Linked DNA regions of Homo sapiens: region 2 is linked to region 1. The links are chromatin loops, found by intact Hi-C in ENCODE. Cell type or tissue: IMR-90. All regions are shown on one strand.

What was found. Peaks named below come from ENCODE experiments on the same cell type or tissue, not always from the same donor. Only the 100,000 strongest peaks of a DNase experiment are listed, where the experiment ranks them.
Region 2: it touches region 1 in a loop (2.2-fold over the local background); 2 of 110 quality-filtered maps call a loop at or near these places.

What each region holds. Positions count from the first base shown.
Region 1 is chr4:183,034,392-183,042,391 of GRCh38, forward strand. LOC112268472 (a long non-coding RNA gene) reads left to right here. Exons shown (of 3, transcript XR_002959823.2): 3 at 606-1,213. It overlaps LOC107986328 (a long non-coding RNA gene), which reads right to left and starts at 2,738. Exons shown (of 2, transcript XR_007058409.1): 1 at 2,660-2,738. It also overlaps the pseudogene CIBAR1P2. In IMR-90, no CTCF peak of the experiment used is centred here; no DNase peak of the experiment used is centred here; H3K27me3 peaks cover 2,450 bases.
Region 2 is chr4:182,958,716-182,966,715 of GRCh38, forward strand. No RefSeq gene overlaps it. Among named protein-coding and RNA genes, the nearest start is that of DCTD, 45 kb to the left of the region's middle. In IMR-90, no CTCF peak of the experiment used is centred here; no DNase peak of the experiment used is centred here.

The sequences.
Region 1 (8,000 bases):
TCAACATTTTTTACGGCTACATAGTATAAGCTGGGGCTTTTTTAAGGTGTTACTTTACTTTTAACAATCATGCAATCAGAAGTATTGTGTTGATTTTTGTGGGGGAAAGTGGGGTCTCACTATGTTGCCCAGGCTGGTCTCAAACTCCCAGCCTCAAGTGGTCCTCCCACCTCAGCCTCTCAAAGTACTGGGATTACAGGTGTGAGTCACTGCACCCAGCTTTGTGTTGATTTTTACTACACTGTCATAGTGTGAATATTGCAAACTAGAGCTTAATTTAAATTTAAATATACAGTTGGCCCTCTGTATCTGGGGGTTCCGCATCCATGGATTCAACCAACCAGGGATCAAAAATATGTAGAAAAAAAAATGGATGGTTGCATCTGTACTGAAAATGTACAGACTTTTTTCTTGGCCTTATTTCCTAAACAATACAGGGTAACAACTACTTACATAACGTTTACATTGCATTAGGTATTATAAGTAAATGGTGTAACTAGTAGAATCAAGTATATTAAAGGAAAATTATTAATATTTGACCTGTTTGATATCAACATTAACATCAGAGTAAAAAAAATAGCAATGTTCAACTTTCTTTCTCCTAGGAAACATTCCTAGGTGGTTGAGGAGGGTGACTTACGACTTCCTCTCAAAGATATCTAAACCAAGACGTCTTCAACTTTAGCCTGCATATGCATCACCTGGAAATCGAGGTGTAGGGTGGGCCCTGAGTTTGCCTTTCTAAGGAGAGATGCTAACAAGATCTGGACCATCAGCCACTCAAGACCTTTAACATGTTTCATACCTGTCGACACCCTGATACACCTTGGCCTCTGAAATACTTTACAAGCTTTGCTAAAGAACACGTTCATAATGTACCAGTTCTTTAGCACTGATTCCCTTAGGGAAATCTGTTCTTCAAGGCAAGTTTCCCATTGCAGTTCTCTATCAACCTGGCGGGGGAAGTTACTGCCAATCATTGACCAAGCAGCACAGATTGGGAGAACTCCGTACCTTGGCTCTATAAGCAACATCACTGTTCAGAGTGGTCATCCGAAGCATGCAGACTGGAGATACTATGAACTCTGATCACATAAATGAAGGATTCACTGTACTTTTGTAAGCAGACAGACAGGGTTTCCAGGGATTTTAGGAAATGAATAATCAACCTGAGGAAGCAGCCTGTTTTACAGCCTCTTGCCCTGCAGCCTGTGTGGAATGCAGTCGCCTTGCTGGTTGGAACCAGCAACTGACAGACCCCAGCAACTTATAGATGAACCCCAGTGAAGTTTCTTCATGCCATGCTAAAGCCCTCCTCCCCTAGAGGAGCTATAGCTTTATTATCATAACCTGTGACCCATCATGGCATGTAGAGGGGGGGTCTGGGCCACTGGGACCCCCCCCCCCATACACATGCCATGATGCACCTCTCCCTTCTCTATCACTCCATCAAACCCTCCTGTCACTTTCCCTTGGGAAGATACGGCTTTGGAGAACACTTCCCGTGTGTGTCTTACTTGTGCCAAGTAACACAATGCCTATTGATCAAAATCTGAGTTCTCCTGGAGAGTCGTTTGTTACTCACCAGGCAAATAAGCCCCAGTTTTTGGGAGGTAACATTATGAAATATTCTGAAGTAGTCCCATGAAAGATTTCTACTTTCCTTTTCAAATTATTGATAAATAAATGAGCTTGCTTTGGGCTATGGAGATAGTTTTACATGAATAAATCAATTCCTCTGAGCAGGGGCACCAGTGTGGAGATACAGGCTGACACACCAGCTCTCGCCTGTCCCTGGGTGGGAGGGGCTGGGCCGGTGCCTCCCCTGGATTGTTTCCTGTTTAGGCATTGCCAGAGGCGGGATGAGAAGAAAGGGCTGTGGGGATCTGAGGCTTGGAATTCCAAGATTGCTCCCAACTAAGCTGTGGTGCTTAGATGGACACCTGCACACCCCGTTATCCTCTGGCTGGTCCTACATGTTCAAGGACCCTTAAGGGGCTCTCCACAACAGACTTTCATCTCTTCTTCCGAATTGGCCTGCTCTCTGTTCAATTCCCTCAAGGCAGGGATGGATGACTGGCAAAGTTATCCAAGTGTTACGTGAGAGAAAGAGAACTATTTCTTTTGTCTGAGTCCTTTGTCTATCTTTTTCTTTTCAAGTATTCCCTGTCCTTCAAGAGCCAGGTGAATGCCACGTCCTCTTCAGAGCCTTCCTGGATGTCACAGCCGACCATTGCTGGGGCTCAGAAAAAGCTACCTGAACATATGGCGCTCTGGCCTGCAGAGTACTTTGAACTGGAGGAGATTGGAAGGCTTCAGCAATGGCCTCAGCACTAAGATCTCTCTGACCTTCTCTTGCCCTTGTGTCTCGCTCCTCTTTCTCCCCTAAGCACAGGGAGGGGCTGTCCCTGAACTTTCCTTGTCTCCTTAAAGATAGATCTAAAAAGGAACTCAGTTTCTCCTCCAGAGACAAGATTCACTGTATCATAGGAGAAGAGACTGGGGGTCCGGGCCACTCACAGACATCGCCATAGGCTATCGCCTGTTCGTCTTCCCCAAAAAGCACTTATTCTCCCCTAAGCAGCCTACATGCCCGATCCCCTCTTCTTTATGAAGAAGTAGATAAGCTTGTCAATTTCACTGGGTTTTGGGTACTCACTTTTGTTTCTCGTGCTGCTCCCATCCGTGTAATAAATGTGCATGTTTTTTTCTCCTGTTCATCTGCCTACTGTCCTGGAGTCAATTATGAAAACTCAGAGAGTAGAGAGAAAGTGTTTTCTGTCCCTATAGGAGGCAGCCGTTGCTCTCATGGCACTCATCACTGTCTGCCTGGCGTCATGCGTAAGTACCCGGTTGCCCCTAAAAGATTGCAAGCTCTGTGGGAGCGGAAACTGTGTCTCATTCATCTCCTGCAGGCACTCAGGAAGGAGGAAGAAATGGATGAAGCCTCTTATGTCCTAAGGCCTGCTAAGGTGCTTATGTAATCAAATTTTATCTTATCCTTATAATATGTGTTGCTTTACCTTTGATCACTGTAATGCCACTTATATAGCATGTTATAATTTATAAAGACATTTTCATATACTTTCTTTTTACCAACATTAATTTCCAACATCCTTCCATGCGTGTGATATTTTGGGGACAGTGTAGCTATCTGTTCTTTTGCCCCAAAATTACAACCAGCAGATGGCTGCCTCCATCCCCACTTAGAGATGTTGCCTGGCCGACAGCTCTCTGACTTCACAAAGAGGTCATCAGTCATCACAGAACCACAGAATCATGATGTGAGGGCGGCTCGCACCCCAGCGCGCACCCAGGCACCTTAGAGTCCCCGGCTTTGGCTCCCCTGGGTCCCCTGGTTGTGCGCCAGGCAAGATGTTGAGATGCACACTGGAAAACCGGAACGCTCAAACCAAGCAACTGCAAGCAGCTGTCTCAAATATGGAGAAGCATTTGGGAGAACTGTGCCAAGTCTTTGCTGCCTATGTGCGGAAAACTGCCAGACTGCGAGACAAAGTGGACCGAGGATGAATGAAATCAACTCATATGCCGCTACAGAGGCCCCACATCTAAGGCTGGGCCTGATGAACTTTGCTGATGAGTTTGCCAAACTTCAGGATTATTGACAAGCAGAGGTTGAAAGACTTGAAGCCAAAGTAGTTGAACCCTGGAAAGCTTATGTAACCATTGTAAAAATGAAACGGGATGACCCCAAAGCAACATTCACAGCAAGGAATCGAGAAGCTAAGCAATTAACTCAGGTAGAAGGAACAGGTCAGCGAAACCCACCTCATCTGATCGACATGTTATTGTATCCTTTGAATTTCGACCTTTAAAAAAAACGTTTTTTAGGCCAGGCATGGTGGCTCACGCCTGTAATCCCAGCACTTTGGGAGGCTGAGGCGGGCAGATCACGAGGTCAGAAGTTCGAGACCAGTCTGGCCAACATAGTGAAATCCCATCTCTACTAAAAATACAAAAAAAAAAAAAAAAAAAAATTAGCCAGGCGTGGTGGTGGGCGCCTGTAATCCCAGCTAATCAGGAGGCTGAGGCAGGAGAATGGTGTGAATCCAGTGGTGGAGGTTGCAGTGAGCCAAGATCACGCCATTACACTCCAGCCTGGCTGACAGTGCAAGACTCTGTCTCAAAAAAAAAAAAATGTTTTTTTAAGGTTGTTACTGCCCAGCTCAGCCAGAAACCACATGAGGAGTGGCTCTTTGAGAGCCTGAGGGGCTCATTCCTGAAGGGAGTCCCTGGAGCAGGGGTTTGGGGCTGCGCCAATTGCTTGGTCCTTCTTCCTTTGGACCAAAGGCAGACACAGAATTACAAAGAGCTGCAATGGATGCAACCCGAACAAGTCATCATCTGGAGGAAACTATTGACAACTTTGAAAGGCAGAAAATAAAGGCTATAAAGACTATATTTTCCAAATTTATCACAATCAAAATGTTATTTCACAGCAAAGCTTTAGAGGTCTACACAGCTGCCTACCAGAATATACAAAAGATTGATAAGCATGAAGATTTAGATTTACATGTTTTCCTAAATTCCCTGTATGCACCAGATTATTCATCTCGTTTAGATATGGTAAGAGCAAATTCAAAGTCACCTCACCAGAGATCATGTCAGCTAAGTGTGTATCTGGAACAGGACAGGTATCCACTACCAACTAAGAAAGGATCAGCAAGCAGATGATAATGAGGATGAAGAGTCAGATGTTACAGAAGAAGACAATTTTCTCAAGTAAACTACACATTTCCATTTTCATCATAAATGACATGAAATCCACAATGACTAAATTGTAGAACTTTATACTCACTTTGATATGGTAAGCCTCAAAATGAAATTCAACTAGAAATGGAAAAATAATTAAAGGAAACTTACGCTGACCAAAAATGAAGGCTTTAAAAAATATTACACACCAGTCATTTCAACATCCAAAAAAAAAAAAATGACTTGAGCGTAGCAATTTGTTCTCTACTACAGGTGAGGGAAAGAAACCCTTGACCCTGAAAAGAAGTGTTTTGCTTAATATATTATCAGAACTGGGAAGAGGGTTGTCTCTTTTCTCCTCCTCCTCTTCGTTTTTAAATTAACACCCCTTGTTTCCAAAAATCTATTCTATTAGCTTCAAATTGCCTTTTTGTTTCATTCTACTTTTCATTTAGATTGCCTTCTTTTGTTCTCATTTCTTTCTCTATTTCTTGTAAATTTTCATCTCTTCTTTGCTATTGTCCGTTTCTTTGAACCCTTCATATATTTATTGTCTAACCATGTAAAATGTGGTATGAACAATAGTCATCTTATTCCCTTTCACTTAATTTTTTGGTATCATTTATTTTCTGTCCTTTCATCAGTGTCTCATTTTATGAATTTTCTACATTATCACTTCCTCCATTATTTCAATTATTTTTTCATTTAACATCCAGGTGATCCAAAAACAAACAAACAAACAAAAAAACAAGTTCAGAGAATTATATTACAAACACCTGTGGGCCCACTATTCGGCTTTATCTGAAATTTTGCCAAATTTGTTTCAGGTTTTTGTTTTCTTGGGAAATAAAAAATAGGTTAAGAAAGTCCTCTTCTACTCCTGTTTTGGTAAAAACAAAATGTTATCATGAAGTGATGTTGAATTTTATCAAGAGCTATTTCTGTATTTCCCATGATGCTCCCATTTTTTCTCAATTTGTTGGTATGACAAAATAAACAAAATTTTCTGATTTTATTTTATTTTATTTTTTTTATTGATCATTCTTGGGTGTTTCTCGCAGAGGGGGATTTGGCAGGGTCATACGACAATAGTGGAGGGAAGGTCAGCAGGTAAACAAGTGAACAAAGGTCTCTGGTTTTCCTAGGCAGAGGACCCTGCGGCCTTCCGCAGTGTTTGTGTCCCTGGGTACTTGAGATTAGGGAGTGGTGATGACTCTTAACGAGCATGCTGCCTTCAAGCATCTGTTTAACAAAGCACATCTTGCACCGCCCTTAATCCATTTAACCCTGAGTGGACACAGCACATGTTTCAGAGAGCACAGGGTTGGAGGTAAGGTCACAGATCAACAGGATCCCAAGGCAGAAGAATTTTTCTTAGTACAGAACAAACTGAAAAGTCTCCCATGTCTACCTCTTTCTACACAGACACGGCAACCATCCGATTTCTCAATCTTTTCCCCACCTTTCCCCCCTTTCTATTCCACAAAACCGCCATTGTCATCATGGCCCGTTCTCAATGAGCTGTTGGGTACACCTCCCAGACGGGGTGGTGGCCAGGCAGAGGGGCTCCTCACTTCCCAGTAGGGGCGGCCGGGCAGAGGCGCCCCTCACCTCCAGAATGGGGTGGCTGGCCGGGCGGGGGGCTGACCCCCCCACCTCCCTCCCGGACGGGGCGGCTGCCGGGCGGAGACGCTCCTCACTTCCCAGACGGGGTGGCTGCCGGGCGGAGGGGCTCCTCACTTCTCAGACGGGGCAGCTGCCGGGCGGAGGGGCTCCTCACTTCTCAGACGGGGCGGTTGCCAGGCAGAGGGTCTCCTCACTTCTCAGACGGGGCGGCCGGGCAGAGACGCTCCTCACCTCCCAGACGGGGTCGCGGCCGGGCAGAGGCGCTCCTCATATCCCAGACGGGGTGGCGGGGCAGAGGCGCTCCCCACATCTCAGACGATGGGCGGCCAGGCAGAGACGCTCCTCACTTCCTAGATGGGATGGCGGCTGGGAAGAGGCGCTCCTCACTTCCTAGATGGGATGGCGGCCGAGCAGAGACGCTCCTCACTTTCCAGACTGGGCAGCCAGGCAGAGGGGCTCCTCACATCCCAGACGATGGGGGGCCAGGCAGAGACGCTCCTCACTTCCCAGAGGGGGTGGCAGCCAGGCAGAGGCTGCAATCTCGGCACTTTGGGAGGCCAAGGCAGGCGGCTGGGAGGTGGAGGTTGTAGCGAGCCGAGATCACGCCACTGCACTCCAGCCTGGGCACCATTGAGCACTGAGTGAACAAGACTCCGTCTGCAATCCCGGCACCTCGGGAGGCCGAGGCTGGCGGATCACTCGCGGTTAGGAGCTGGAGACCAGCCTGGCCAACACAGCAAAACCCCGTCTCCACCAAAAAAATACGAAAACCAGTCAGGTGTGGTGGCGCGCGCCTGCAATCGCAGGCACTCGGCAGGCTGAGGCAGGAGAATCAGGCAGGGAGGTTGCAGTGAGCCGAGATGGCAGCAGTACAGTCCAGCTTCGGCTGGGCATCAGAGGGAGACCGTGGAAAGAGAGGGAGAGGGAGACCGTAGAAAGAAAGGGAGAGGGAGACCGTAGAAAGAGAGGGAGAGGGAGAGGGAGACCGTGGGGAGAGGGAGAGGGCAAAATTTTCTGATTTTAAACTATCTTTGCACTCTGAGATAAATCCAACTTGTTCATGATATATTCTTATTTATATATTGCTAGAACTATGTTGGCCAAAATTTATTTAGGATTTTGTAACTATATCCACAAATGAAATTGGCTTATAATTTATTTTTGTATTGTTCTGTTCAAAATTATATGTGTTCATAAGATAAGTTGGGAAACATTCCTCTTTTTCTGTTTAAAAAGTTATTAGATTATTCAGAAAACCATTTGTTATACATGTAACATTTCTTTGTAAGATTGCGTTTTTGATGGTTTGATTTTTAACTGCTGATAAAATCATGGAAGCATGATTATTGATGTATGCAAGTTTTCTGTTCAAGTCTCTTTTGATATGTTACATTTATTTTAGGAAAATGTCCATTTTATCTTTTTTTTTCAATTGTCATTAAGTTGTGAACAGCATTCTCGTAGGGTTTTCAAAACCTCTATTCCCTCTTTGCAATGACTCATTTTAGTCCTAGTGTATTTGTGTGTGTGCTTTATCTCATTTTTTCTACTCAATCTTGCTTGCAAGTCATTCCATTTTATTTGTTTTTACAGTCAATCAGCTTTAGGCTTTACAATCTTCTCTATCATTTCATCAACTTATGCTTTCTATTAATTCCTTG
Region 2 (8,000 bases), 76 kb before region 1:
AGAAATGCCAGCCAGAGCTGATAGGACTCAAAGCGAGGGGTGTCTATTGGCCCTGGTCAGCCAAAATAATAGACCACAAATTCATGAGCCACAAGTGTCACCAGTGAGTGCCATCTGTGCACAGGGAGCAGGTAACTAGAGACATCAACAATGAGGCAAGCAATCATCCAGAAGGCAGCACAAGGAGCTGGGCTTGGGGACCTGAGGCCCCCATCTCCTCACCACCCTGAGACGGCCCTCACTAAGCATCTATATCCAAACACTGTCTTAGGGAAGAGAAGGGAAAGGGGAAAACCTTGGAACACCCGAACATTTACCTGGACTAGAGTATTCAAACCAGAAGAGATAGCTTTACTTGGCAAGCCGTTTCTCCTCCTCCCACAAGCATCCTACATACACAGACTGGAAGTTTGAGAACAAGATTATATCAATAATAGAAAATAAACCATGTGTTCTTTGGGCTTCTGAGTAGTAGTAGATTGCCTTTTAAGGACTAAGTAAAACTAATGATAGTGTTAAAGAAAAATTATCCAATGATGCCTCTTAAAGTGCCATAAGGCAGACTTTATTCAGGACCATTGTGATCGTCTTGGGACCGCTACAATGGAGTCTTGCTATGGTGGGGAGAAATTGGCCTCGACTCTGAACATAGCGTGGGCAAGTGAACTTTTGGCCAAGGAATGGTGGGGGGTGGTCAGTGGATAGAAAATTACTAAGAGGAAATGTCAGGGTAAGGGGGATTCTGGCTAACCTGACCTAATAGGATTCTTGCAGAAGGCAAGCCAGGGCAATCAGACATCATCTGGGGGCTGATGGAGGATGAGGAACCCGATCAGATATCAAGGATGATCAGATACGGAGGGTGGGAGGTTTTGGCTAACTTTACTTAGAAGGGCTCTTTTTCTAAAACTGGATTTTACAAGGAAGTACACAGATGGGCCTAGGAAAAGGCTCTTGAGCAAAGCTTGGCCAAGCCCAGAATCTTTGTGAACAGAGGAACACAGAATAACTGGTGGTATTTCAGTATGTTTTATTCTAAAAGGTCTGAGAGCATCCACCAAAAGGAGGTGTGCCGTCAATATTGTGGACTATTTTATAACATGTCTTTTTTTGTATTTTTACTTGCATGTTGCTTACTTTTGACTAATGACAACATCTACAAAATAAGAGACACCTGGCGATTTTTATTGTGCATGTGTTTACAAAATCTTGCTTCAAATGAATTATATCATTTATAGCACTTTGTCATGCAATCTTATGGCATGCAGCTTCTGCTGTATTAAAAATTAGATTAAATTAATTGGACTTTTAAAACATTTGTTAAACAAAGTAATGAAGTATAAATAAGAATCCCTAATAAATATCTAATTTATACTCCAGGCCCAGGTTCGGGAATACATATTGTGTAGGCACAGACACAGACACACACACACACACACACACACTCTCTCTCACACACACACACACACTCTCTCTCACACACACTCTCACACACACACGCACACACTCTCACACACACTCTCACACACTCTCTCACACACTCTCACACGCACACACTCTCACACACACACTCTCACACACTCTCATACGCACACTCTGTCACACTCACACACTCTCACACACTCTCACACTCTCTCTCACACGCACACACACTCACACACTCCCTCACACGCACACACTCTCACACGTGCACACGCTCTGTCACACACTCTCTCACACTCACACACACTCACACTCTCACACACTCTCACACATTCACACACACTCACTCTCTCACACACTCACACGCACACACTCTCTCACACACTCACACGCACACACGCTCTCTGTCACACTCACACACTCACACTCACACACTCACACACACTCTCACACACACACACTCTCTCACACACACACACACACACACACCCTTAGCCTTAGACGTGAAAAAGCGTCTTGTCTGGAAAAGGAACACATCTATCTGAAAAAGAGGCTGGAAATATGAAATTTTTTTTCTGGAATAAATAAAATCCCACTTTGCCTTGCTCCCTTCAGAATGTGGTGGAAAGCCTTTCCACTTAGGCAAGGGCTAATTGCTCAACAGAAAATGCCAATGAAGCTCATTGTAATGGGATTCTATCCATCTGTAATTTCCATTCCTAGAACCAAATACTTTCATCTGTTCCCATGTCTTCCAAAACATGAGTACCCTTGGTGGTAAAGGGAAGCATCTACAGATTGTCATTTCATTTTTGAGAGCCATTCAGAAAGAAAGAGGCATACTACAAGCCTGGGACTAAGAACAGATTGAATTCATTAAAAAGACAGAAGCCAAACTGTTCATCTCTGGTACATGAAAAATCATCACTGTTGTTGTTAAAACCATATGCTTTAGGTAAGAGGACAGGTTTTGTATTCGCTCTAACATTTGTTCTGAGGAATGTTGATGTACTTAATGCTAGTATGTGCTTAGCAGTAATTTGCAAATATGAAAAGTAACCAAGAGTTCAAGCAATGAGTAAGGAGGGTCAGAAACCTCATCTGAGATATTTCCCAGTTATCATTGATAATATCATTGAAATATCATCGTATATCATGTCCGAATGTTAGAGCATAGACAAAGATCTACGTCATCATTTGTCATCATTTCATAGCTTTCGGCATGCAGGCTCAGACTTTAAAAGAGTTTGTTTCCTCCTTAAAAAAAAAAAAAGTCTTAAATTTTTTTAAGTTTCCATGCGGTGAAATTGGTAGAGGCTTTGATCACTTGACCTGAAATGATACTGATTTGTGTCTTTCAGCTGAAACTCTGCTCAGTTCCCCAGACCAGGTTTAAAAAAATGCAACAACCCACTTAATTGATGTATAGCATATGAAGTATACATGAAGTATAGCAATGTGCACTATATAGAAAATCATAAAGTGTTCAGCTTGATGAATTATAACCAGATGAACACACTCACAATTTATGTATCCATTTTATATCTGATGGGCTTTGGTTGTTTCTAGTTTTGGCTGACTAATGTTATAAGAACATTATTGTTCGTGTCTTTTGACACACGGGGGTATGCTTTGCTGTTGGTTCCATAGCTAGGAGTGAAATTGTTTGGTTACAGAGTACATACATATATTCAATTTTAATAGATAATGCCAGTCTTACAAAGAAGTTGCACCAATTTACATTACCACCAGGCATTTTTGGGAATTATAGTTGCTCATATCTCTTCCTATTCCTTGGTAGCATCAGCCTTTTTAAGTTTGGCCATTTCAGTGGGTTGTATCCCATTGTGCTTTTAAAATTTGCAATTCCCTGAAAACTTATAAGGTTGAATATCTTTTCCTACATTTTTTGGCCCCTTAAATATCTTCTTTTGTGAATAGCCTAATAGAAAATTGTGCCCACTTTTCTAGTGTGTTGTTTATCTTTTTCTTTTTGATTTGCAGGAATTCTATGTAAATTCTGGAAACAATTTCTTCGTTAGCAATATGCATTCCACATATTTTCCCTTTCTGTAGCTTTAAAAACTCCCTCAATAGATATTTTGATGAACAGAAAGTCTTATTATTAGGTTGTCCGATTTATCAATCTGACTTAATGTTATCGCCTTTTCTGTCCAAAAAAACTTTCTTACCCACAGGTCATGAGGAAATGCTCCTATGTTATTTTCTAAAAGCTTTTTATCATTTTACTTTTCACATTGCACAGTCCACCTAGAATTGATTTCTGTGTATAGCGTAAAGTAAGAGTGAAGTTTTCTTTTATTCTTAAAGTAGATAACCAATCAATTTAGCACCCATTATTGAAATGACTGTTTTTCCACCAGGTCTCTGCATTTATAAAATTCAAGTGTCCGTATATGTGTTGCTCTGTTTCCAGACTCTCTATTATGTTCCACTGGTCTATTTATCCATTTGTACCAATCCCACACTTAGTGCAATTACTGTAATTTTAAAAATTACTGTATCGTTATAGGTCTTTCTATAGGGTAGAATAATTTCCTCTCATTCTTGGGTTTGGCTGTTTTTGGTCTTTTGCATGTCCACATACATTTTAGAGTCAGCTTGTAAATTGCAATGAAAATTGTGGGGCTTTTAATTCAAATTGTTTAGAATCTATAAGTTAGACGGAAGAATTAACATTTTGCAATATTGAGTCTTATAATCTATAAAAAAAAGTACATCAATAAACAGTAAATCTATAGGTCTAGTATTTCCTTCAATTTATTTAGTTTTCATTTGTGTTTAATTATTAATAATTTAATTTAGTGATATATTTTCAATAGATTTTTACATATGTCTTGAACATTTTAGATGTATTTCCAAATATTTCCTTTTTGATGATATTATAAATTATAACTTGTAAATTAGTTTTATTGGTTTGGGATATATAAAATACCATTTATTTTTTAATTGACCTTGGATCCAATATTAATAAATGTACTTATTAATTCTAACAGTATATCTGTACATTCTTATAGATATTCTACATATAAAAATCATATTGTCTGCAAATAATGACAGTTTCATATTTTCCTTTCCAAATTGTGTATTTCTATTTTTTTCATCTTCCCTTGTTGCATTGGCTAAGACCTACAGAACACTGTTGAATAGGAAAGGTGATAATCGGCATTTTTGTCTGTTTCCCAGTCTCACAGGGAAAGCTCTTAATGCTGCGCCATTAAACGTGGTGTTTGTTTCAATTTTTAAAATACCCTTTCTTGAATTAAGGAGATTATTTCAATTCCTAATTTGCTAAAATTTTTAAAAATCATATAATGGATCTTGACCAAATGCTTTTCTGCACCCACCTCAGCCTCCCAAAGTGCTGGGATTACAGGTGTGAACAACCGGGCCTGGCCACAATATTTCAACTTTATGATGGCACCTATGTAACCATTCTGTTTATCACTTTCAGTATAGTATTTAACAAATTCCATAAGTTATGCAACAGTTTATTATAAAATAGGCTTTGTGTTGTATGATTTTGCCCAACTATAGGCTAATGTAGGTGTTCTGAACATGTTTCAGGCAGGCTAGACTAAGCTTTGATGTCTGGTAGGTTAGGTGTATAAAATTCATTTTCAACTTACAATGGGTTTCTTGGGACACAACTCCATTATAAGTTAAGGAGTCTGTATTTGCCAACAACAGCACTAAAGATGTGAGTGGGAATATTGGAGTCAAGAATTGACACCAGATGGGTAATTCAAATCCACAAGAACAAATGAAGAGAACTAGAAATGGTCAATTGGTAGATTAATATAACAGATGCTATGAATATATACTTGCCTTCTTCTCTCAGCTTCTTTAAAATACATAAAATTTAAAGTAAAAACAGAAAAAAATTAGATACATATAATTAAATGTTATAATTACATAATTATAGCAATGTATTGTTGGGTTTGTAACATTTATAGATGCAATATGTATAACAATAATAGCACAGAAGGGTGGGAAAGAGAATGGAGCCATACAGAAGTGACATTTATATATCTAATTGAAATTAAGTTAGTATAAGTCTCATGTAGAATCTGAAGTAACTCTTGACTAGTTAACCAATATATCAGAAGGCCTAGACCAATCACTAAGAAAATAGCTTAACATAGTGAAAAAAGTCATTAGAGGAATTAAATCGTAACACAAGCAAATGTTTGCTTACTGTAAAATAAAGCAGTAAAGGAGGGATAAAGAAAATAAAGAACAAAAAAGACATGAGACACAGAAAACAAAAAGTAAAATGGCAGACATAAACCCAACGATATCAATAATATTACATATAAATGAACTAAACAACTTAATCAAAAATCAGAAATTGTTGGGCTAAACTTTTTTTAAAAGATCCAAATATATGCTGTCTATAAGAAACACACTTTAGACTCAAAGATACAAATACACTGAAACTAAAAGAGATAGGGAAAATATGCAAATAGATAGAAAAATATGTAAAAGACAGAAAACCATTTAAAAAGCAACCATAAAAAAGCTGGAGTGGCTGAACTACTATCAGACAAAATAGACTTTAAAACAGAAAATGCTATTAGAGATAAAGAGGAACATTTTATAATAATAAAAATGTCAATCCATCAGGAAGATATAATAATTACAAACATATATACCTAACAAGAGAGCCCCAAAATACATAAAGCAAAAACTGAGAGAAATGAAGGCTGTTATGGACTGAATGCTTGTGTCCCCCATAACTCATATGCTGAAACTCCAAACTCCAAAATGTGATGGTATTAGGAGTTGGGGCCTTTGGGCCCTAACTTAGGTAATGAGGGTGGAACCCTCATGAATAGGATTTGAGCCCTAGTAAAAGACAATTCAGAGAGCTAGTTTGCTCTTTTCCTGCCATTGAGGAAAACAACAAGAAGTTAGTTGTCTGCAGTCTGGAAAGGCCCCTATCCAGAGCTTGACCTGCTGGCCCCTGATTTCTATTTCCAACCTCCATAACTGTAAGAAATAAATTTCTGTTGTTTATAAGTCATCCAGTCTATAATACGTTGTTATAACAGCTTGAACTAAGACAGGAAGAAATTGACAATTGAATAATACTATTTGGAGTCTTCAATGCCCCACTTTCAATAATGGACAGAACTAGGCAGAAGGTAGGCTGGGCGCGGTGGCTCACACCTGTAATCCCAGCACTTTGGGAGGCCAAGGTGGGTGGATCACCTGAGGTCAGGAGTTCAAGACCAGCCTGGCCAACATGGTGAAATCACGTCTCTACATCTAATAATACAAAAATTAGCTGGGCATGGTGGTGTATACCTGTAATCCCAGCTACTCAGGAAGCTGAGGCAGGAGAATCGCTTGAACCCAGGAGGCAGAGGTTGCAGTGAGCCACCATTGCACTCCATCCTGGGCAACAAAAGTGAAATTCCATCTCGAAAAAAAAAGGAAAAGAAAAAGAACTAGGCACGAGGTAAACAAGGAGATAGATACTTGAACAACAATATAAACCAAATAGATCAATGCTCATCTGTAGACTACAACCAACAACTGCAGAATACACATTCTTCTCATTCTCCAGAATAGACCATATGCTAGGTTATAAAACAAGCCTCAGTAAATTTAAAACGAATAAAATTATTAAAAGAGTATGTTGTCAGACTAAAATGTAGTCAAGTTAGAAAACAATGACAGAGAGAAATTTGGGAAACTCACAAATACATGGACTTAAACAACACACTCCTATATAAAAATGAATGTGTCGAAGAAAAATCAGAGAAAGTATTAGTTTCTTAGAGCTGTCATAACAAAGTGCTACAAACTGAGTAGTTAAAAAACATTATTATCTCACAGTTCCGGAGTCTGGAAGTTCAAGAACAAGGTGTTAGCCAGGCCATTCTCCCTCTACAGATGCTAGGGAAGGATCTATTCTAGTTTAAATGGGTGAATTGCATCTTATACGGCTATTACAAAAAATGTATTGTAGACATTATGATATTTTTAACCTAAATACTTTAGAATGTACCTTCTAAGAACTGCTACTAAGAAGTTCTGTAAGTAAATAAATGGGCATTTCCTCTGATCCACAGTTCTAGTGTTTCTGCATGTGTGCATATGTGTGTGTGTGTGTGTCTGTGTTTTTGTGACTGTGCAAGTAGGGTAACATCTCAGACCCTTCACTGTTTCAGAGCCAATAGTACATAGAACCCTTCTGTACGTTGATCCAAGATACAGTGCAGACTTTCTCAAAAGACTGTCCAAGACCGTCTCTTGCCCAGCTTCTGGTAGTTTTTTGACTTATGGCTAAATAACTCCAATCACCGTTTTCCCTGTATTCATGTCTGTCCAAAATTCTCCATTTTATAAGCACACTAGTCATATTGGAGGCCTGGCCCGCCCTACTCCACTGTGACCTTATTTTAACTAATTACATCTGCAATGACCCGATTTCCCAATAAAGTCACACTTTAGACACAGGGACTTAAGACTTCAACATAGGCATTTGGCGTAGGGGGTACACAATTTAACCCATAACACAAGGGGAATTATGAAACACTTTGGGATGA